Regions from separate parts of the Homo sapiens genome. Here region 2 is linked to region 1. The links are chromatin contacts, found by Hi-C or POLR2A ChIA-PET in ENCODE. All regions are on one chromosome and are shown on one strand. Each heading gives the region's core, a stretch centred on a gene start or an enhancer-like site at or near the end of the contact. The rest is flanking DNA. Distances are from core to core; before and after follow the strand shown.

Evidence for each region. A loop is a pair of places that touch in the nucleus more often than their neighbours do. ChIA-PET counts read pairs that join two places held with the same protein, here RNA polymerase II (POLR2A). Pooled maps may share reads with other maps.
Region 2: a loop to region 1 is called in a pooled map, with 8 times the contacts of the local background. The contact joins the promoter of TAFAZZIN here to the promoter of TMEM187 in region 1. A Hi-C loop is called at or near these places in 1 of 168 maps with a recorded cell type or tissue (CD8-positive, alpha-beta T cell) and 7 of 50 pooled maps. POLR2A ChIA-PET finds 5 or more read pairs at or near these places in 3 of 52 experiments (H1, IMR-90 and WTC11).

What each region holds. Positions count from the first base shown.
Region 1 is chrX:153,971,504-153,977,888 of GRCh38, forward strand. TMEM187 (transmembrane protein 187) reads left to right here and starts at 1,251. Exons shown (of 2, transcript NM_003492.3): 1 at 1,251-1,357. It overlaps HCFC1 (host cell factor C1), which reads right to left and starts at 315. Exons shown (of 26, transcript NM_005334.3): 1 at 1-315. RefSeq lists an enhancer at 1-165 and silencers at 396-635, 866-1,315, 1,426-1,535.
Region 2 is chrX:154,410,134-154,412,876 of GRCh38, forward strand. It overlaps TAFAZZIN (tafazzin, phospholipid-lysophospholipid transacylase), which reads left to right and starts at 1,406. Exons shown (of 11, transcript NM_000116.5): 1 at 1,406-1,819; 2 at 1,953-2,081. The coding sequence starts at 1,711. It also overlaps a transcript of DNASE1L1 not described here. RefSeq lists a silencer at 1,393-1,932.

The DNA of each region.
Region 1 (6,385 bases), core at 1-2,500:
GCGCCGTACGGCTTGTGAAGTCTCGCGCCTCTCCCCTTAGTCCGCCTCTGCTGCTCAGGCTGCGCCTGCCGCCGTGGGAGCCGCCATCTTGAGACTAGCTCCCCGTTCCCCCCTATTCTCTTCCTCCTAGGTCAGTTCTTCCACTGCACACCAAACTCAAGGCGGTGTCCGATCCTCACTTCCCGCCTTATGACTCCTTCCCACAGGAGCCGCTTCAAAGAGCTAGAGTTAGGCCCCGAAGCGGCAACTGTACGGCAGAAGAAGCGGTAACGGCAGGGCGCTCATGCCTCCTCCCTGGGAGCCGCCATCTTGTGTGAAGAAGTAACAACTAAACATGGCGGCAGCGGCGCCGGCGGTCGGGCGAGGAGGCGGAGCCGGGTGACGTCACCGCTTCCCCCCACTCGCCCTCGCACCGCTTCGCCCCTGGGCCCAAGCCTCTTAAAGGACCCCTGCGCTGCCTCGCGGCGGGGGTGGGGGTCGGCGCTGCCGCGCGCTGGGCTAAAGCTCGAGTCGCGCTCAGATCAGGTGCAGGCGCAGGCGCGCCCCGCCCCACGGCCCCCCCACCGGGCGAGCCTCCACGCCTCCGCCCTGGGAGCCGCCATCTTGCCACTTCCCCTCGCCCGGCCGTCCGCGGGCGTCAATAGCGACTTTCAGCACAAAACAAAGATGGCGGCGGCGGCATCTCGGAAATGCCCGGATGAGACTGCTAACCCCTCCGACGCGCTCGGCCCCGCCCCCTTGGGAACGGTCTCTCGGGTTGATAAGGGACGCACGCCCGAAGAACTGCCTTTAACCAGCACTGGGGACAGCGGCACGCAGGTGGCCGGGGTTGGCGAACAGCCACTGCAGCCGCGCCTGCGGCCGGGAAGCGAGCATTTTCGCGCCCTGCACACCCAGCAGCCGCAGGAGGCGGCCCGAGGCGCGCCGCGGGGGAGCCGGGGGCGGGGCGACAGTGGGAGGCGACGCAGCCGAGCGCCGGCGCCCGGGGGTGGAGCCTCCGCCCGCTCCCAGGCTCCCAGGCTGCGGGGCCCGCCCTCGGGCGCCACCGCCTCCGCCCGCGCCGCAGCAAAATGAGCCGGGCCGCGCGCCCCAGACCGCCGCGCGCTCGGCCGCCCCCACTGCCGAGAGGCCCGCAGTCGGGCCGGTGGCGCACGAGCCGGGCGGGCGACCGCGGGAGGCGTCCGCGTCATCTCGCGTCACCTCGCCCCGCCCGCTTCCCAGGCTTCGAGTCCCGCCCTGCGCGCAGGCGCACCGGCGCTGCTCGGATCCTCCCTTTTCGGAGATTTGAATTTCCCCCAGCGAGGCGAGTGAGGCGAAATACCCGTATGGTGATAGCTGGCCTTTTCGCGCCAATACTGTAAGTGCTCACCGCAGCCCTGGGAGGTGGGTCCCGGCCTCGCCCCCACGTTTCGCCTCCTCTAGGAGGCCGCCCGGGCGCGGCGGCGGCGGCGGCGGCGGCGGCATCCGCCCTGCCACGCGCAGGCCGCAGCGCGGGGACCCAAGCTGCTGCCCGGGAGCGGCAGTCGCCAGTAGAAATGGACAGACCGGTCCTGTCAGAGCCTGTGGCTTTTGTTGTAAACGTCTAGAAGTTCAGTTAAATTACAAGATCTACCAGATCTACCGGCGGGCAGAATTATTACTTTGAAGTTACTGAAGTTATGCGTCCTGCTGGAAGACCTTGTAATTTAATGCGTTAGTAAAGAAGCACACGTCACCCTCTCACACATTTTCAACAATATTTTTAAAGTCGCCTCTCAACATATTACATGTATTTTGTAATCGTCTGTGTTTTAGTTCATGCAGTTGGAAGTATCCATTTGAGAAGGGACAAAGAGAAGAATTCTTGCCTGTCTGTGCCACCACCTGCTCTTTGTGACCTTGGCTAGTTACCTCACATATGTCCCCAAGTCCCCCACCCATGGTAAATAAGAAAACTAAGGCCTGATGCGTTGGCTCATGCCTGTAATCCCAACACTTTGGAAGGCTGAGGTGGGAGGATTGCTTGAGCCTAGCCGGGGCAACATAGCGAGACCCGGAGGCATGGTGGCACACGCCTGTGGTCCCAGGTACTTGGAACGCTGAGGTGGGAGGATGGCTTGAGCCAGGGAGTTCAGGGCTGCAGTGAGCTGAGATCGCGCCACTGCTCCAGCCTGGGCGACAGAGCAAGACCCTGTCTCAAAAACACACACACACACACACACACACACAAAAGCAGCTGCTGGTTTCCAAGGGCCTTGCCTGGAATCAGTCCAGAAGCTAAATTAATGTTAATTGATATTCCTTTATCCACAGAAAGACAGCAAGAAAGGTCATGCGGAGCGGGGGACATAACTAACCATAAATGCTAAAGGCCTGGAGGTGACAGTGCCTGCTGTTTAAACGCGTGCGGGAGAGTCTGGGGCCTTTAGCCAGGAGATTGTCAGGCTTCCCAGGGCTTCCCTGAAAGACCCCAGACCCAGGGGCCAGTGCTGTTGAGGTGTTGGCTTTCCCATGCCAGGCGCTGGGGGAAGCTGTGACGAGATTTGAGTGTCACATAATAAGGATCATGGCAATTCAAAGGTACAGGGAAGCTAGGCTATAAGGTAACCAGCTCGGTTTTCCTGGGGGTCTTGGACAGGTGCTTTGATTACATGGTCACTGTCAGCCCGTACCCCCGGTCAGATAGACTGAACCCCTGCAGCCGGAAAGAGGAGTTGCTTTCCATGCCCTTCCTGGAGTTCTTCCTCGATCAAGTTGACAGTGTTTGACTCTTGTTCCAGCTCTCCGCCCTGCTTGCTGGCAGGCAGGAGGGTCAGACTAGCATGGGTGCCATGGGGCCCTAGGTGGGTGCAGGGAAGGACCTGTAGACGCCATGCGGGGCCTCAGCTGGTGTCTCAGCTGGAGTCAGGAGCTGAACGGGGAAGTGCCTGAGAGGAAATGACAGCTGAGTCAAGGGCAATGGCCAGGCGAAGTGGGCAAAGGGCTTCCAGGACAGAGCTGGGCCTGAGGAGCTCACAGGGCTGGATGGGGATGGCACTTTAAGTCTGGCCAAGACTTTGGGACATGATCCAGGACATGGAATGGGAAGCTGGTCATGGAAGGGTGGAAAGCCAGGGCAGACATGATCCCATCCAGGGCTGCTCAAAGATGCTGGGGCTGCGGTGTGCACACCCCTGGACCCAGAGGCTTTTTTGACTGGGAGGACGGGGCAGGAGGAGTTCGGGTGCCCCATGCTGAGATGGCAGGCTTGTGTGAAGCAAGGACGTATGGAGTGATAGTGAGGACTGTGGTTCCTGTGTGGCAACACCATGCTTCAGAGGGCAATGGGGCACCCACATGCCAAGCCTGGTGGCCCTCCTCAGCAACGGAACTCCAAGGCAAGAAGGCTGAGAATGAGGCCCAGGAGGATGCGGTGGGCCCCAGGACCTGCTTGAGAAGTGAAATAGCAAACAGGACTGGTAAAAGGGAGCAGAGGTGCTGGCTTTGTTCTTTAATATAATTGAATTGAAATTGAGCAGGGCTTCACTGGGCATCTGAGGAAGAGCAAGGAATCAGACCCTGTCCCACCCATTTGGGGCCTAAATTGCAGTAGGGCAGATGGACATTGCACCTCAAAAATAAACAGTGCTTGTCACATGAATCATTTGCAAATATTTTCTCCTATATTGTCTCTTCATTGTTGATTGCTTCTGTGCTGTGCAAAAGCTTTTTACTTTAATATACTCCCATTTGTCTGTTTTTGTTTTTGTTGCCTGTGATTTTGGGGTCTTAGCCATAAAATCTTTCCTGGAGCATTTCCCCATTTTCTTCTAGTAGTTTTATTTTATTTATTTTATTATTTGTATTTATTTATTTATTTATTTTTTGAGACACAGTCTCACTCTGAAACCCAGGCTGGAGTGCAGTGGCACAATCTTGGCTCACTGCAACCTTAGCCTCCTGGGATCAAGCGATTCTCCTGCCACACCCTCACAAGTAGCTGGGATTACAGGCGCATGCCACCACCCTGGCTAATTTTTATACTTTTAGTAGAGATGGGGTTTCACCATGTTGGACAGGCTGGGCTGGAACTCCTGACCTCAGGTGATCTGCCCGCCTCAGCCTCCCAGTGTGCTGGGATTACAGGTGTGAGCCACCACACCCAGCCTTTTTTTTTTTTTTTTTTTTTTTTTTTTTTTAAAGACAGAGTCTTGCTCTGTCGCCCCAGGCTGGAGTGCAGTGGTGTGATCTTGGCTCACTGCAACCTCCTCCTCTTGGGTTCAAGCATTTCTCCTGCCCCAGCCCCCTGAGTAACTGGGATTACAGATGTGCGCCACCACGCCCGGCTACTTTTTGTATTTTTAGTAGAGACGGGGTTGCACTGTGTTGGCCAGGCTGGTCTAGAACTCCTGACCTTAAGTGATCTGCCCGCCTCAACCTCCCAGTGTGCTGGGATTACAGGTGTGAGCCACCGCGCTGGCCTCTTCTAGTAGCTTTATAGTTTCAGGTCTTACTTTTAAGTCTTTAATCCATGTTGAGTTGATTACTGTGTGTGGTGAGAGATAGGGGCCTAGTTTTCATTCTTCTTCACATACTTATCCAATTTTCCCAGTGCCATTTATTGAAGAGACCATCCTTTCCCCAATGTAGGTTCTTCGTGCCTTTGTACTACTTATAATAGCTAAGATATGGAAGCAATCTAAGTGTCCACCAGTGGATTGATATGTAAAGAAAATGTGGTATAGATACATGATGGAATATTATTGAGCCATTTAAAAATAAACTGTTGGCGGGCGCGGTGTTTCAAGCCTGTAATCCCAGTACTTTGGGAGGCCAAGACGGCCAGATCACCTGAGATCAGGAGTTCGAGACCAGCCTGGCCAACATGGCGAAACCCCATCTCTACCAAAAATACAAGAATTAGCCAGGTGTGGTGGCAGGCGCCTATAATCCCAGCTACTTGGGAGGCTGAGGCAGGAGAATTGCTTGAACCTGGGAGACGCAGGCTGTGGTGAGCCGAGATTGTGCCACTGCACTCCAGCCTGGGTGACAGAGCGAGACCCTGTCTCAAAAAAAACCAAAACCAACTATAAAAAATAAAAAAAATAAAAAACTATTGGCTGGGTGCAGTAACTCACGCCTGTAATCCCAGCACTTTGGGAGGCCAAGGTGAGAGGGTCGCTTGAGCCTAGGAGTTTGAGACCAGTCTGGGCAACATAGCAAGACCCTGTCTTTCAAAAAAAATTTAAAAATTTGCCAGGCATGGTAACATGCCTGTGGTCCCATTTACCTGGGAGGCTGAAGTGAGAGGACCACTTGAGCCTGGGAGGTGGAGGCTGCAGTGAGCTGCAATCACACCACTGCACTCAGCCTGGGAGACAGAACGAGACCCTGTCTCAAAGAAATAAACAAACTAATAAGATAAATCTTGTTATTTGTGGCAACATGGATGAGCCTAGAGGACGTTATGTTAAGTGAAATAAGCCAGGAACAGAAAGATAAATATTGTATGTGTTAATTCTTATGTAAAATATTTAAAAAATCAAGCTCATGGAAATAGAAGCATAGTGGGTATTAGAAGCTGGAAAGATTAGAGAGTAGGGAAAGATTCGGAGGAGTCGGATAACAAATACAAAATGCCAGCTTCATAGCATGAATGGATCCTGCTGTTCTGCACTGTAGGGTGAGCACTGTTAACTACAATTTCTTGTGTATTTTCAAAAGACTATAAGAAAGGATTTGGAATGTTCCCAACACAAAGAAATGATAAATGTTCCAGGTGATGGATATGCTAATTACCTTGTTTGATCATTATACATTATATACATGTATCAAAATGTCACTCTATATGCTATTAAAAATAATAAAATAGGCTGGGCACAGTGGTTCACGCCTGTAATCCCGGCACTTTGGGAGGCTGAGGGGGACAGATCAGTTGAGGTCAGGAGTTCAATACCACCCCAGCCGATATGGCAAAATCCCATCTCTACTAAAATACAAAAATTAGCCGGGCGTGATGGCCCGCCTGTACTTCCAGCTACTCGGGAGGCTGAGGCAGGAGAATCGCTTGAACCCGGGAGGCGGAGGTTGCAGTGAGCCGAGATCCTGCCACTGTACCCCAGCCTGCCCCACAGAGCGAGACTCTGTCCCAAAAAATAAATAAAATAGGCCAGGTGTGGTGGCTCACGCCTGTCATCCCAGCACTTTGGGAGGCCGAGGCGGGCGGATCACTTGAGGTCAGGAGTTGGAGACCAGCCTGGCCAACATGGTGAAACCCTGTCTCTACTAAAAAAAATACAAAAAATTAGCTGTGCATGGTGGCGGGCGCCTGTAATCCCAGCTACTCAGGAGGCTGAGGCAGGAGAATCTCTTGAAAACGGGAGGCAGAGGTTGCAGTGAGGCAAGATCACACCACTCCAGCCTGGAC
Region 2 (2,743 bases), core at 156-2,655, 440 kb after region 1:
GAGGCTGAGGCAGGAGAATTGCTTGAGCCTGGAAGGCGGAGCTTGCAGTGAGCCGAGATCACACCACTGCACTCGCACTCCAGCCCGGGCGACAGTGCGAGACTCCATCTCAAAAAAAAAAATCAATAAATTATGGTTTAAAAATAAAAAACAGGCCAGGTAGGATGACTCACACTTTGGGAGGAGAGGCAGACAGATCACCTGAGGCCGGGAGTTCGAGACCAGCTTGACCAACATGAAGAAACCCAGCCTCTACTAAAAATACAAAAATTAGCCAGGTGTGGTGGCTTGCGCCTGTAATCCCAGCTACTCAGGAGGCTGAGACAGAAGAATCGCTTGAACCTGGGAGGCAGAGGTTGCAATGAGCTGAGATCTCGTCACTGCACTCCAGCCTGGGCAACAGAGCAAGACTCTGTCTCAAAAATAAAAATAAATAAAAATAAAAATAAAAAACTGCCGGGTGCGGTGGCCCATGCCTGTAATCCTAGCACTTTGGGAGGCTGAGGTGGGTGGACTGCCTGAGCTCAGGAGTTCGAGACCAACCTGGGCAACATGGTGAAACCCCATCTCTACTAAAATACAAAAAAAAAAAAAAATTAGCCGGGCGTGGCGACCTGCGCCTGTAGTCCCAGCTACTCAGGAGGCTGAGGCAGGAGAATAGCTTGAACCCGGGAGGCGGAGGTTGCAGTGAGCCGAGATTGTGCCACTGCACTCCAGTCTGGCGACAGAGCGAGACTCCTAAAAAAATAATAATAAATAAATAAATATAAAATAAAAATAAAAAACTGGCTGCTTAATGCATAGGGGGCTTTCTTTCCGGGTCATGAATATGTTTCAGAACTAGAGGTAGTAGCTGACATTGTGACTGTATCAGATGGTATAAAATACTGTTTCTTGTATTACATATGATACACAATATGTTTGTATATATTGCTGTATATATTGTATATTTTGCCATACAGTAGATTATACATTGCTACATACACATAGTATCATGTAGTACTGTAACTATGTCAAATTGTATATGTGGCTGGGCGGGGTGGCTCACGGCTGTCATCCCAACACTTTGGGAGGCCGAGGCGGGTGGATCAGAGTGTGATGGCGGGCGCCTGTGGTCCCAGCTACTCGGGAGGCTGAGGCAGGAGAATCGCTTGAGTCTGGGAGATCGAGGCTGCAGTGAGCCATGATCCCATCACTGCACTCCAGCCTGGGTCTGGCTGGACCCTGTGTCAAACAAAAAACAGAAACACTAGAGAGACAAAAGGCGAGCGCAGGAGGCTGCCAGGAAGCGGGAGCCCCACGGGGTGACGGCCACTTCCCGCCGCCCCGGGGCTGGCCTCGCTGCCGTCAAGCGGCCCGTGCGCGCTTTGCGACAGTCGGTCGGGCTGGGCACCGGCGCAGGTTCGCTTTCCGGCGGTTGCACCGGGCCGGGGTGCCAGCGCCCGCCTTCCCGTTTCCTCCCGTTCCGCAGCGCGCCCACGGCCTGTGACCCCGGCGACCGCTCCCCAGTGACGAGAGAGCGGGGCCGGGCGCTGCTCCGGCCTGACCTGCGAAGGGACCTCGGTCCAGTCCCCTGTTGCGCCGCGCCCCCGTCCGTCCGTGCGCGGGCCAGTCAGGGGCCAGTGTCTCGAGCGGTCGAGGTCGCAGACCTAGAGGCGCCCCACAGGCCGGCCCGGGGCGCTGGGAGCGCCGGCCGCGGGCCGGGTGGGGATGCCTCTGCACGTGAAGTGGCCGTTCCCCGCGGTGCCGCCGCTCACCTGGACCCTGGCCAGCAGCGTCGTCATGGGCTTGGTGGGCACCTACAGCTGCTTCTGGACCAGTGAGTGGGCCCAGGCCGAGGCAGGCCCGCCCGGGTACCCATGCCCGGCCGGAGGTGGGACTTAGGGTGGGGGACGCCGCGGCCCCGACCTAGCGGGCGAGCCCGGAGCGCCTGACTTCTCCTTCCCCGCCAGAGTACATGAACCACCTGACCGTGCACAACAGGGAGGTGCTGTACGAGCTCATCGAGAAGCGAGGCCCGGCCACGCCCCTCATCACCGTGTCCAATCACCAGTCCTGCATGGACGACCCTCATCTCTGGGGTACCCGGGCCAGTGTGCTGGGCAGGGGGAGGAAAGGCGAGGATTCGGGACGGGCCCAGCCTCGTCAGAACAAACCCCTTCTCGCTGCCTTTTCATGGAGCCCTGGCACTCCGGTTTCCGGGCGTTCTGCCCCAGGGCTGAGACTTGGATTTGTGGCTCCTGCAGCATCCCTGAGGGAGCATGATTTGGAGAGGGCCTTGGGCATGGAGCAGGACCAAGGAACGGCCACAGGGCATATCTTACAGCTCCTTTAACGTCAGGCCTCCAGAACCCTCTGTTCTCTAAACCATCCAGGGCCCCACAGTCTTGGGAAAAATTTGGGGGTTGGACATAGGATATCCTGTGAGGAAGTTCTGGGCCAGGGACTGGAAGCCCAGTGTCCTGGCTTCAGGTTTGCCCCTGGCTGGGCGTGTACCGTTCAGCCCTATTTGGGAGCCTGGTTGCCACACCTAGAGGTTCCTGCTCTGCTGACTTCACAGGAAGTTGCTTGGCTCTGGTAACCAGATGGCCGGGTGGAGGGGTGCCTGGGGCTTCCACTCCTGAACAGAGAGCTTAACTGTCCTAGAGTTCATGGGGAGCCACCTAGCCACACTGGAGCCCTTCAGAGCTCACCCTGGCTGCTGGGTGGAGAAAGGCCTATAGATGTCACAGGTGGATCCTGG